Linked DNA regions of Homo sapiens: region 2 is linked to region 1. Evidence: chromatin loops called from intact Hi-C (ENCODE). Cell type or tissue: K562. All regions are shown on one strand. Links, peaks and the distances in the headings refer to the core of each region. The heading gives the core; the rest is flanking DNA.

The links. Hi-C counts contacts between places; a loop is a spot of excess contacts. Peaks named below come from ENCODE experiments on the same cell type or tissue, not always from the same donor. Only the 100,000 strongest peaks of a DNase experiment are listed, where the experiment ranks them.
Region 2: it touches region 1 in a loop (2.7-fold over the local background); 4 of 110 quality-filtered maps call a loop at or near these places.

The regions. Positions count from the first base shown.
Region 1 is chr6:119,308,770-119,314,687 of GRCh38, forward strand. The region is part of intron 2 of MAN1A1 (mannosidase alpha class 1A member 1); the gene reads right to left. Among named protein-coding and RNA genes, the nearest start is that of MAN1A1, 38 kb to the right of the region's middle. RefSeq lists a silencer at 4,215-4,509. In K562, for the core only: no CTCF peak of the experiment used is centred there; DNase peaks (open chromatin) are centred at 2,962, 3,332 and 4,312.
Region 2 is chr6:119,136,293-119,142,210 of GRCh38, forward strand. It overlaps a transcript of FAM184A not described here. Among named protein-coding and RNA genes, the nearest start is that of FAM184A, 61 kb to the left of the region's middle. RefSeq lists a silencer at 912-1,206. In K562, for the core only: no CTCF peak of the experiment used is centred there; DNase peaks (open chromatin) are centred at 1,069, 1,409 and 3,079.

The DNA.
Region 1 (5,918 bases), core at 401-5,400:
TACATTTAGTAAATTCTTCATTCCTGTAAATTTCCAAAGATACTTTATAAATTCAAAAGCTTTTGGAATATACTGAACATCAAAACAGAAAAAAAAGTTACGATAATTTGTTTCAGCTTTGTCAAAAATGATCACTTATACAATGTACCACTAGTAAAGGATCTCCTAAAGTAACCTCTGTAGTATATATTAACTTTTCCTATCTTCTTCCCTCAAGGGAAAAGCTGACACTAATTGGTTAGTTTCCTACATTTCAAAAGTTGCTGACATATTTCTCAAAATGGGTTCCTGATCCCATGGGATTTCTATGAGTTAAAGTTAGAAAAGACGAAAATGATGTGGTCAAAATGCCCTGAACAAAGCACTGGGAGGGGTTTATCCAGCAATTATAAAGAGGAACAGTCATATTGTTAACCAATTCCACCAGCTGATCACTTCTGGAAATGATTTACCACATTAAAGCTAACTGTAAGACATTGTGTGAGTGTGTGTGTACACATGCATAGAATAACTATAAGCTTCAATTTAAAAGTCACATATAAAATCAACTTGTTAACTCAGATTTACGACTTACACAAATATTTGAAACATCAAAAGGCTACCAGCTTTTAATTTTGTAGTATTAAGCCATTACCCAGCTGAGTGGCGATGAGGATAAAGTCATTTAATTTCTCTAGACCCAGTTCTCATGAGCTGGCAGGACAAGGAAGTCACTTCTAAAAGTTAACTACTAACAAGGACAGAATTGATCACCTCTCTTCACAGGCTCCTTAGGTTTCTTTTGTAGTCTTTCATTAACTTAATTAGGGTTCTAAAGCCTGACATTCCACGTAGAAGTAAAATGGGCCCAAATTTCAAATGCAGTAGTGAAACCCTCACAAAAAAAGATAAACTGAAAGCAAGCCAAAGATGTTTTCTTCCTGAATACGTATATTTGCTCCTGGTGAAAGGTAGAGCTGACACGCTGTGTGAAAGGAAACAAAGGACCAAAATTTCATAATTGCAACCCATTATTTTAACCCAGAAAATATTAAATTGGGTATAAGGCATTAAAGAAATAGTATTACTTCCCCTTGACTCCATGCTTATAAGAAAAGATTCTTTGATTTGTACTTTCTTCTTAATTGGCATCAGGGCTCATTAATTAGGCCAGGTCATTTATTGAGTATCTGCTACACTATGAAAAGATTCTAAAGGACTAAAAGGGAAGTATACAGGATGCTGTCTCATTTACTATCTCATTGATAATGTATGGAAACATAAGATACTGCCTGTTTACATACTCAGTAAATGTTTGTGAATATAGAAGAGTAAGAAAACTAATTAAATGTTGTATACAACTCTATTGTTGTTTCTAACAAATTAAGTTTAATGTCCTGATCTAATCAAGCACGCTGAAGAAAGAAATACGTTGGAATTTCCCTAGTATGCATAGACTTCATATCTTGCATATTTATTGCTAGAACTACTCTTAGCAAATACTTCCATTTGCTGAAGTTTTAAACACATAATCTTTAAATTTTTATATTAGACACATCAAAAGTCTTTGAAAATTACATGATTTTTCCAGACAGATCTCAGGAAAACTTTGGGCTTTCATTGCCCTATTTCACTGAAGCCTACAAGTTCAAGTCCCACTTATGGCCTCCTTCTATGGGTTCTTACATAAAATTTCCGTAGTTTGTAGGATGTGATGCTGGCCCAGCTGAATGAACCAGGGCCTGGTGCCCAACTCAAAGGCAGATTGCTGAGAGCTAGCCATGAGCCTCCAACGTGGGGCGCCCTGGTGTGTAGTTCTCACTAATGGATGGGATGAGTCAACCCAACCATCCACTCTACCTAGGGAAGTGTAACTGGGAAACATTCAGAGAGAACCTAGAGGCCAGAGAGTGACACAGAAACAGAGAAGTACAAATACACAGGAGAAAGGGCTGTGAAGCAGTAAAAGCCATGAGAAAGAAGACAAGAAAGGCAAGGAGAAAAAAGTTAAGAGGAGGCTGAGGTACAGATGATTTTGCCACTTGGATGGTTCCCCAGTGGAACTGTGTTAGGCCTGTACAGCAGCTATAGAACTATCAACAATGCTGTGGAGTCCTGAATGTTGGTGAATCATCTTCCCTTTTCCTCTTTGCCTGCTGAGACTGTTTGTTTACTTCCCTATGTGTACTTGTAGAAAAGCTTCTCATTTACTGAGGAGTAAGGCGTAAAAGCGGGTCACGGGCGAACGCATATGAGAAACTGGGTCCATATCTGAGCTCTGCCATCGTCAGTGTGACTCTAAGCAAGGCAATTAATCTCTCTGAGCCCACTTTCTGCACACACAAAATGTGAATAAAAACACCTCACTGGTTGTGGTGATGATTAAATAAAACAAGGCATGTAAAGAGTTTAACATGTTGCCCGACACACATTAAGTGCTCAATGCATTTTAGGCATTATAATTACTTTTATTAAAAACCTAAGAATGTCTGTGATCTTTGCAATCTAAAAGAGCTTCATAATTTTTCCTAGTATAACACATAAATAGGAGGGACAAATATATGTGAAACCAGGCAAACTTACATTGTACACAAGCTCTTTATCAATATATACATTTAAAAATATACACAACTATTTGGTATCCAAAAGATGGAGGAAGAAAGGAAGAGTAGAAAGGTCCTCTCCAGGTGTAAGGCAATGTGGGGTAATCTTTAGCTATGCAGGTTCATACACTAGCTTTCATAAAATCTTAGTTGTGCCAAGGTACTGCTGTGTAGTGGGGGTTTGTTCGAGGGATTTGAGGTTGATCTGGGAAAAAGACAGGACCACAGAGGCAGTTAACACACAACAAGCTTTAATGAGTGGTGCTTTGTACAGGGTTGCATGGGAGGGCATCCAGAGGCTTAGGGTGAGGAGGTCACCATGCAGAAGGGGAGGAGGACAAAGGAACTCCCAAGGGAGAGGTGCATCGGAATGAGGGCTTAGGACTAAGTGATGTCACTTTGCAGCATGATGGAGTAACTCTATTATCAGAAGACCTTGAAGGGCAGTAGCAGCTCGGTGTCTTAAAACCACAAAGCTCTATCTTATCAATGGCCAACAGATGCTAGGTAAGGTTTCACAGAACGTGTAAGGCAGGCTCTAAATGCTAAAAATCTGCTTGTTCGGGCTATTTTTAAAATAATTAGATGTATTAAAAATTAGTTTGGTGTTGGCGGGCTCTTGAATTAACGGGTCTCAGCCTGCAGTGAGGAAATAACCTAGAGACCAACAGACAGAGGCCATGTTTGGCTCACTTATATAACAGTCCGCTGTTTGTCATGAAAGGGAAGAAGTTCTGTGGTCCAGTGATACTCATGTCCCTGCTGTTCTTGGGGACACAAGGGGCTGTGTCTGATTCAGGCAAGGTCTGAGGTGGAAGAGCAATCTAACTCACTGATTGTTAAACCTGAAAGTGATGTGCCATTTCTCTTAAAACTACACTTAGGGTTGATGCTTTGAAAAACAGTGATTTTAAAAGCCTGACAGCAATTTCCATCAAACTTTGCTTAAAATTACTTGGCTGTCATATAAAAGTAACTTCTAGAGCTTTCAGATAAAATATTTTTAGGGTCATTGAATTAACCTTATTTCTTTCAATCTTTGGTGGAACTGGAAAACAGAACGGAGAGACACAGATAAAAAGCAACTTGGGGGAAATTAATTCACAATTTCTCCAAACCTTCACTTATCCATTGGAAGAGAATTTCTCCATGGATCAAGAAAAGACGGCAATCTAACCACCCCTTCCACCGCTTATCTAATGCTATCCCCACCACCTACATTTCCTTATGGGAATGAAGATCTGGAGGGCCAGAAGGACAACTGGGCAGCAAGAGACCTGATACTAAGGCCGGTCTATCACAGCCACATGGCAGAGCAGGTCACAGTGGATAAGCCTGAGGCCAGCTGCCTCAGGGTCTGCCCTTCTACCCCTTAGTTCTCTCATCTTTCAAAAAGAATAACCCATTTTAACAAATGCACCACTGTGGGTTGAGGTGCTGAGACTGCGAGGTTGTGCCTGTGTGGGGACAGGGTGTATATGGGAACTCTCTATACTTTCTGTTCAATTTTGCTACAAGCCTAAAACTGCTCAGAAAATACAGCTTACTAAAAAAGTAAGTATTATCTCCCTTACAGCACAGTGAGGAGATCAGGTGTGACAGGGCACCTGACTAGAAGACACTCAATGAGCCTGGCTGACCTTTATCCACTCACGCCACCTCCTCAGAGTCCTCCTAGGCTTCAGGAGGTTAAACAGATAAGGGAGAACTTAGGAAGGAAGTTCTCCTTCCTTTGATGCTTTGACCTTTAGCTGAACTCAGAGTGGGCAGAGCAATTACGGGAAAGGAAAGAAAAGAGGCTAATGTCACCAAGAGGTGACAGTGCAGAGCCTGATGTGACTCCGCCTTCACAAAGACTGCCTGCCTGGAGTCTACCACAATTACATCTGAAAGTATTTAGCACCCTCTCATGCAACAGGTATCAAGATGCCACCCAAGACAGTCTTAGGAATGATCCTTGTCCTCACATCATTCCTCAGTGAGCGAGGGCCACCTCCAGTCACCTTCTAGCTGTCATCACCCAGTATGTGAAAAAAAGCCCTCTAGCCATGATAGTTTCCAATTTTACCCCATATGAAATTCAAATACTCATTCACATGCTTTGCTCTTTCAAATGCTGAAATAAATGTATCCCCTTCTCTCTTTCCCAAAGGCTGTCAAGGTGTTCTATTTTCAAGATTCTTTACCCCAATGTTACAATGACAATCACTACTTAGTAGCTACGGTTGCGAGGATGAGAATTATAAATGGGAATAAAGCAGTACTGCCAGATTTAGGAAATGGAAATATTACACAGAACCTACTTATACTAAAAAAAAAAAAAGTTGTTTATCTGAAATTCAAATTTAACTGAAAGTGCTATATTTCATCTGGCAACCCTAGGACAATGGGATAGGACACATTCAGTTCCTGGTTCTGAGTCCACTGTCTGCTCTCTGGTTTGTGCCCTGTTCTGTGGTAGGCTCGAAAAAGGGGTCAGAACATTTGAAGGGCCAGACAGGAACAGAACCACCAGGTCTAGGGCAACTAGAAGTGAATGGGAAACGTGACAAAACGAGAGTCAAGCCCCTCACTAAAGCTATTTAAAAAAAAAAAAAAAATCAAAACTACGCTGGCTAAGGGTTAAAAAAAAAAATCCGTGAGCCACAGTTAGCCCACAGCCCAGCAGTTTGCACTGCAACCTCTACTTTACAGGCACGCGTCTAGAACTAACCACTCTGTTTTTAGGTCTGTGGGCATGTGGCTTCCCACCAGCCCTGGTTCCCATAGCTCTGTGAGGAGCTTCTATTCCACTTCTAGCATAGGCTGCCCTTCAGGGCCAGCTTCCCGGACTGCTCTGGTAGCAACATATGTGCTATCTCTTTGCCACAAATTAGCAAAAGTCTTTGAGATCTGAGGTGCATAAAGCATTATGTGTAAGCTTCTCAACAATTCTTTCACTGGATGAGCAGTAGTTTCACATTTTAGAAGTATTATTTTGTTCTACAAATCAAACTGTAGGAGCTGTCGTCATCATGGGTTATGGAGGCCGAGGCTGTAAAGGAGGAAGTGAATTAACTTTGTCAAACAGCTACCACACTGCACTGTGAGGGGAATTTGATATAATTTAACACATCCAATCCTTACAACACCCTCTCTGGGGTATTATTATCCCTGTTTTACATATGAAGCTGAGGCCCAAGGTAGTGTAGAGAAGAGCAAGGCTGGAAACTCTCTCACGCTGATTTTCTCCACTATACACTGAACAGAGCCCTCACTTTTTTGCTGCTTGCAAACCTCAGACAGTCATCTGAGGCCTCTGAGCCCTCCTGCTCCTCCATGCACAGAAGGCAGCTC
Region 2 (5,918 bases), core at 320-5,319, 170 kb before region 1:
AAAAAAAAAAAAAAAGAATATTTCCAGAAGTATACCACATTTTTTTCTAATGTGTATACTAATCACTAAAATTGTAAAAGTAAAATTCTTGCCCAATTATAGATATCTTTCAATATGTGTATGTATTTTAGTTGCATAATGATATCAAGATAATTTATTGGCATTAAAAAAATTGGCAGCGCAGATTTGATAGACCCATGTGTCACTGAGAGTTTTTTGGGTGGAAGCAACCAAATCCAAATCTGACTAGTTCAAACTAGAAAAGATTTTTTGGAAGTTTATGGACTGTTTCATTAAATTGAAGAAGCAACTGACCAACCAGGCTTTGGAAAGGGTAGGAATTAGGGTAGCTCCAGGAATCTAGATAATGGGACTTGTCGGGCAGTATTTGTTCCTAGATACTATCATGAAAATAAACTCGCTTCAGTATTTTTTCAATTCTTGTGTCACTGTGCTTAACTTTCAAATTCCTGCTACTGTCTGGCCTGGTTTGGGCCACATGCCCGTTTCTTGGCAAGAGAAAAGTATGGCATAATTGACAGTTCCACCAAGACGGCTACAGTAAGAGGGTTGACATGGTGCTGGGAGAAGTCTGGGATTGTCCAAAGGAAAACCAAGATGCTGTTACTAAAAAAATGGGGACATTGATGCTGGACTGGCAAAATTGCAGATAGCTACTATAACCTCTTTAGCAGAAATTAATTTTGCTGTAATCTTCTTATCCAGAATAATTGTACAATTTATATTAGTGCTACAAACATCTGGGCACTGTCCCAGTCTGCTCAGCTGCCATCACAAAAAACTATAGACTAGGTGACAGACTGTTTAAAGTAGAAATTTATTTTCTCACAGTTCTGGAGGCTGAAAATCTGGGATCAGGGTGCCAGCCTAGTCTGGTTCTGGTGAGGGCTCTCTTCTTGGCTTGCAGAGAGCTGCCTTCTAACTGTGACCTCACATGGTCTTTCTTCTGTGTGTGTGTGTATGTGTGTGTATGCTTGTGTGTGTGTGCACGCCAGATAGAGAGAGACAGAGAGAGAGAAGAGAGATAAGAGAGAGGAAGAGCTCTTTCTCCATTTTGTTATAAAACCAGTCCTATCAGATTAGGACCCCACCCATATGTCCTCATTCAACCTTAATCATCTCCTAAAAGCCCTATCTGCAAATACAGTCACAATTGGACCTCATTTAATCTTAATTACCTTCTAAAGACCTTATTTCCAAATACAGTCACATTGGGGGTTAGGGATTCAACATAAGAATTTTCAGAGGACACCATTCAGTCCACAGTAGGCACCTACTATGGGACTCAGAATTTGCTAACTCATTTTTGATAATCTTCTCATTCTTATGCACAAATATGATTGCAAAATCCAGTGAGTGAGCACCAGCCATTTCCTGAGTCATCTGTCAGGGGTTTGTCAGGTTCTATGGGGTTTACTGCTGTTGGCAGTCCTGTCTCTCCTCCTCCTGGACCAAGAAACCCTGTCCTCAGAGCCAAGGCCCTGTCTCCGATGTCTACGTGCCAGGCTGGCTTGTTTGAGTCTATTACTATTCTGTAGTTCAGCTCCACAGCAGTCACTGCTCCAGTCTTTGTAGTGTTTCCTCTTCTGTCTTGCAGATACCCCAACAGAAATTCTTAGCAAGGCCGGGTGGAATAGCAGACAGATGTGGAAGTCAGAACAGCTGTGTTCTATCCCTAGCTCCGGCACTTAGACAAGCTATATGAATTTAGGGAAATCACTAACTTTCAGTAAGTTCTTTTATGCCATGAGTGTGCATTGCTGTCTTTCAAGTTTTGTGCTAGGTATTGAGAAGTCAGTGATACATACTATGAAGGAAACATATAGAATGCTATGAGAGCATGAGGATTGGGGGAGTGCAGTTGTTGTAGGATCAAGTGAGATATGTGAGCTACCCAAATTCAAATGACTACTTTGGGATCTGGAGTTCACTGATTTCTTTAATAGAAAGTACTGTTTTTCAATTTCCTTCCTTTGTTAGTTTCCTGCTGCTGCTATAACAAATTACCGCAAACTTGGATTAAAACAGCACCAATGTATTATCTTAAAGTTCTAGGGGTCAGAAGTCCAAAATGTGTCTCACTGGGCTAAAATGAAGACATTCTCAAGGCTGATTATGCAAGCTCTTGGGGAGAATTCATTTCCTTACCTTACCAGCTTCTAGAAGCGACCTGCCTTCCTGGCACATGGCTGCCCTCCATCCTGAAAGCCAGCAATGGCCAGTCAAGTCTTTCTCACATTTCACCACTCTGACACACTCTCTCCTTCCTCGCTCTTTCACTTATTATTATTATTATTATTATTATTATTATTATTATTATTATTATTTTTGAGACGGAGTTTGGTTCTTGCTGCCCAGGCTGGGGTGCAATGGGGCGATCTTGGCTCACCGCAACCTCCGCCTCCTGGGTTCAAGCAATTCTCCTGCCTCAGCCTCCTGAGTAGCTGGGATTTACAGGCATGTGCCACTACGCCTGGCTAATTTTGTATTTTTAGTAGAGACGGGGTTTCTCCATGTTGGTCAGGCTGGTCTTGAACTCCTGCCCTCAGGTGATCTGCCCTCTTCGGCCTCCAAAATGCTGGGATTACAGGCATGAGCCACCGCACCCAGCCCCTTTCATTTATAATGATTCTTGTGGTTATATCAGGCCTACCGGAATAATCTAAAAAACCTCCCCATCTCAAGATCCTTCACTGAATCTCATCTGCAGAGGCCCCTTTGTCATGCACGGTAGCAGATTTCACAGGTTCTGGGGGCCAGGACGTGGACCTCTCTGGGGATGGGGCTTGGTCCTGCCCACTCCTCTCCCCATGTAGCTCAAATCATGAAACAGAAGTGGTTTTATCTGCTTTCCTTTTAGTTTTGTTCTCAGTGGATAACTAAGCAGTAAAGTGACTGAAACACAGGGACAACCAAAGCTAAATCAGCCTCTTTCTCTGGTGCCTGAAGAGTTTCAAAAGAAGCCCAGAGAGCTTGCTCTTTATTAGAAAGTCAAGTGTCAAAACCACAGGCCTCTCTGGAGCGGCTGGGGAGAAGGGCCCAGCAGTTTGTTTCTGGTTATCACACTTAACTCACTGTTCTCAGAATATTCCAGCCAGTATCTGGAAATCTTTAACTGTGAGTGCTCTGTCGAGGAAGATTTCCTACCTACAGGGATACTCGTGGGGAGAAAAATTAGGCACTTTAAAGAAAATCCCTGACATGTTTTACAGCAGAGACAGGAAAAAATTCAAGTGAATAAGAAAAGATATGGAACTTATTTCCTCATGGGAGACAAGATTCTCAGCAATTTCTTAAAGTATTATACGTTCTCATAATGTTGTATATTTAAAGTAAAAAAAAAAAAAAACCACTGGGGATATTTGGTGACCCATTTAAAACTAAATTAATTGGCATTTCATTGTCAGGGTCCAGGCTGTAGTTTTACAAATCTCTCTCTCTGGCACTTTTAGAAAAGCAGCTTTGAAAAAGAAGCAAAGGGTTGTCTTCACGTCCTCTTTTTTTTCCTTCGAGCAAATGACTAGAGTTTCCTGATTCCAGGTAAGAAACTGCCAATTCAATCACAGCAAGTGAAAAATTAACCCTTTCAGATGCACAAGTGTGTGAGATGTGAGTGAATTCTGCAGCTGCTGCCATCATCTGTGCTCACTCCCCAGCTTTGAGCAGTGGCGCCTTGCTGGGGCTGCCCAGGGTGGCTTGGACCTCAGGCCGCTGAGTGAGAGGGCTTAAGGACTGGCAGTGGGGAGTTGCTAAAAATGTGTGGGTCTTCATCTGTAAAACGGATTAGTAAAAAAATATGTGTGGGTGAAAGTGGGCTTAAGAGGGAGCTTGGGTACTAGAATGTTCAAGAAGGCAAGGTCATCCAGGAGGAAAATGGTGCAGTCTGCCCTCATGAGTTGCCTTGGGTGTGGTAGGGAGAGGACATTGAGGATGTAAGGGAGTACCAAGAAAGGGGAGCAGGAGAATGCATTTTCTGGCCACGTGTCTTTATTGTTTGCCATTTCCCATGCTAGTGGGTTGTCTGATCAGATTTGCTTCTTCAGTGAAAATGATTCTCCACTTTCCCTGGCCTCATGAGAGAGCCCCTGGGAGAAGCAGTGAAACTGACTTCAGACAGGATGGGCCTCACCTTTGAAGGACAAATGCACAGGAGCTACCCAATATGCAATATTCACTTTCCCAAACTCACAGGGCGTTTCTTTCTTCCTTTCTCAGCCATTTTCGGAACCATGCTCTCCGCTTTCTTTCAGTCCTTGTAATCAGCATCATCTCATCCGCACCTTTCAACCACTGGCAACACAATGCCTGCAATCTGGTTCCCTCGCCTTCCTTCTCTGCTGTTGCAGTTTGAAGTCTCAAGGGCACCAGCAGAACAGAGGCTGCTTCTGCCAGAAATTGAGTCTCCTTTCCCACACTCCAAGCAGGAAAACCGGTGAAAGGGAGGCGAGGGAGGGTCTCTCTTTCTCTTTCAGAATCCTGGTATGAGAACCCTGCTAGGATTTACACACAGCACTTTATTTTGCATCGTGGTCTACAGCCACTGTCTTTTCTATTAACGCTAGAATTGATTCACTAGGTAATAAATGGAGGAATCCTCCCCAGGCTTTCCAGCAAAATTACTTATGCTATTAGTAGCATTAAGCAGGCGTTGACAACTGGAGATAAGCCACCTGATGTTCTGTCTTCTGGGATATGTGGAAGCCAAGGCTACTTTATATGACCCGGAGTAGGTGATAGGGACAAAGGAGAATGTAACCATTTGCATCTCAAGTCCTTTTCTAAGATTTGGTCATATTAGAAATTGCTCTTTAATTCTTTTACTAGAGAGCCACAGCTCATTAAAACTAACTAGACCCAGAGAGCATAAAATAACAACACTTTAAAACTCAGTCTTTGCCTTAGGGTTTAGCAACCTGCCTAGTCGAATTGCCCTGGTGTTGATCTTACAGCAAAGATGCCTCTGTAAATAAATCACCAGGTGGCCCTGTCCAAGCCTCTGAGAAGTTTGTGTCACTGAGTTTGTCACTTCTTCCTTCTGGCTGGTTGCAGCTCGACAGTCGAGTGCAGCGTTGGCACCAACCGGAGGGGCCTGGATGCAGGGCTGCTGCCTGCTGCATGGCGTGGGCGGGGGGAGGATCCAGGGAATCCTTTGCCTGAACTCCTTTATTTTATTTTATTTTATTTTTTTTGAGACAGAGTCTGGTTCTGTCGCCCAGGCAGTGGCGCGATCTTGGCTCACTGCAGTCTCTGCCTCCCAGGTTCAAGCGATTCTCCTGCCTCAGCCTCCCGAGTAGCTGGGACTACAGGTGTGTGCCACCATGCCCGGCTAGTTTTTGTATTTTTAGTAGAGATGAGGTGTCACCATGTTGGCCAGGCTGGTCTTGAACTTCTGACCTCAAATGATCCACCTACCTTGGCCTCCCAAAGTGCTGGGATTACAGGTGTGAGCCACTGTGCCCGGCCCCTGTGCTCCTTAAAAAAAAAGTACATCTTGGGGCCCCAGAGCTGCATGTTGTGGAAAGAAGCTGTGTGATAAATATTCAGTAGCACCTATTCCAATAGAGGAGCTCAGAGAAATTTGAAGTAAAAATACTTTATTATTTTCTTACATCATCTCCTTAAAGGAATCACACAACAAATCCTGTCTAAGCCCAAATAATCACCCCTTAATTGTATCTCTTCTATAAATGCTGATTTTCATATGTTTGAGAATGGTTATTCCTCTAGAGTGCAGGGCACCTGGGTATGTCAGCCATTTAGCAGCAATATAGTTAAAGCGTTGAGAGTTAATCATTCCCATCCCTGCTCCCAGCAAATCTATTTTGTATGCCCCAGCTTGGAGAATGTTATGCAGGACTCGGGCGAACATCTGAAGACAATATATCAGCTAGGCAGCC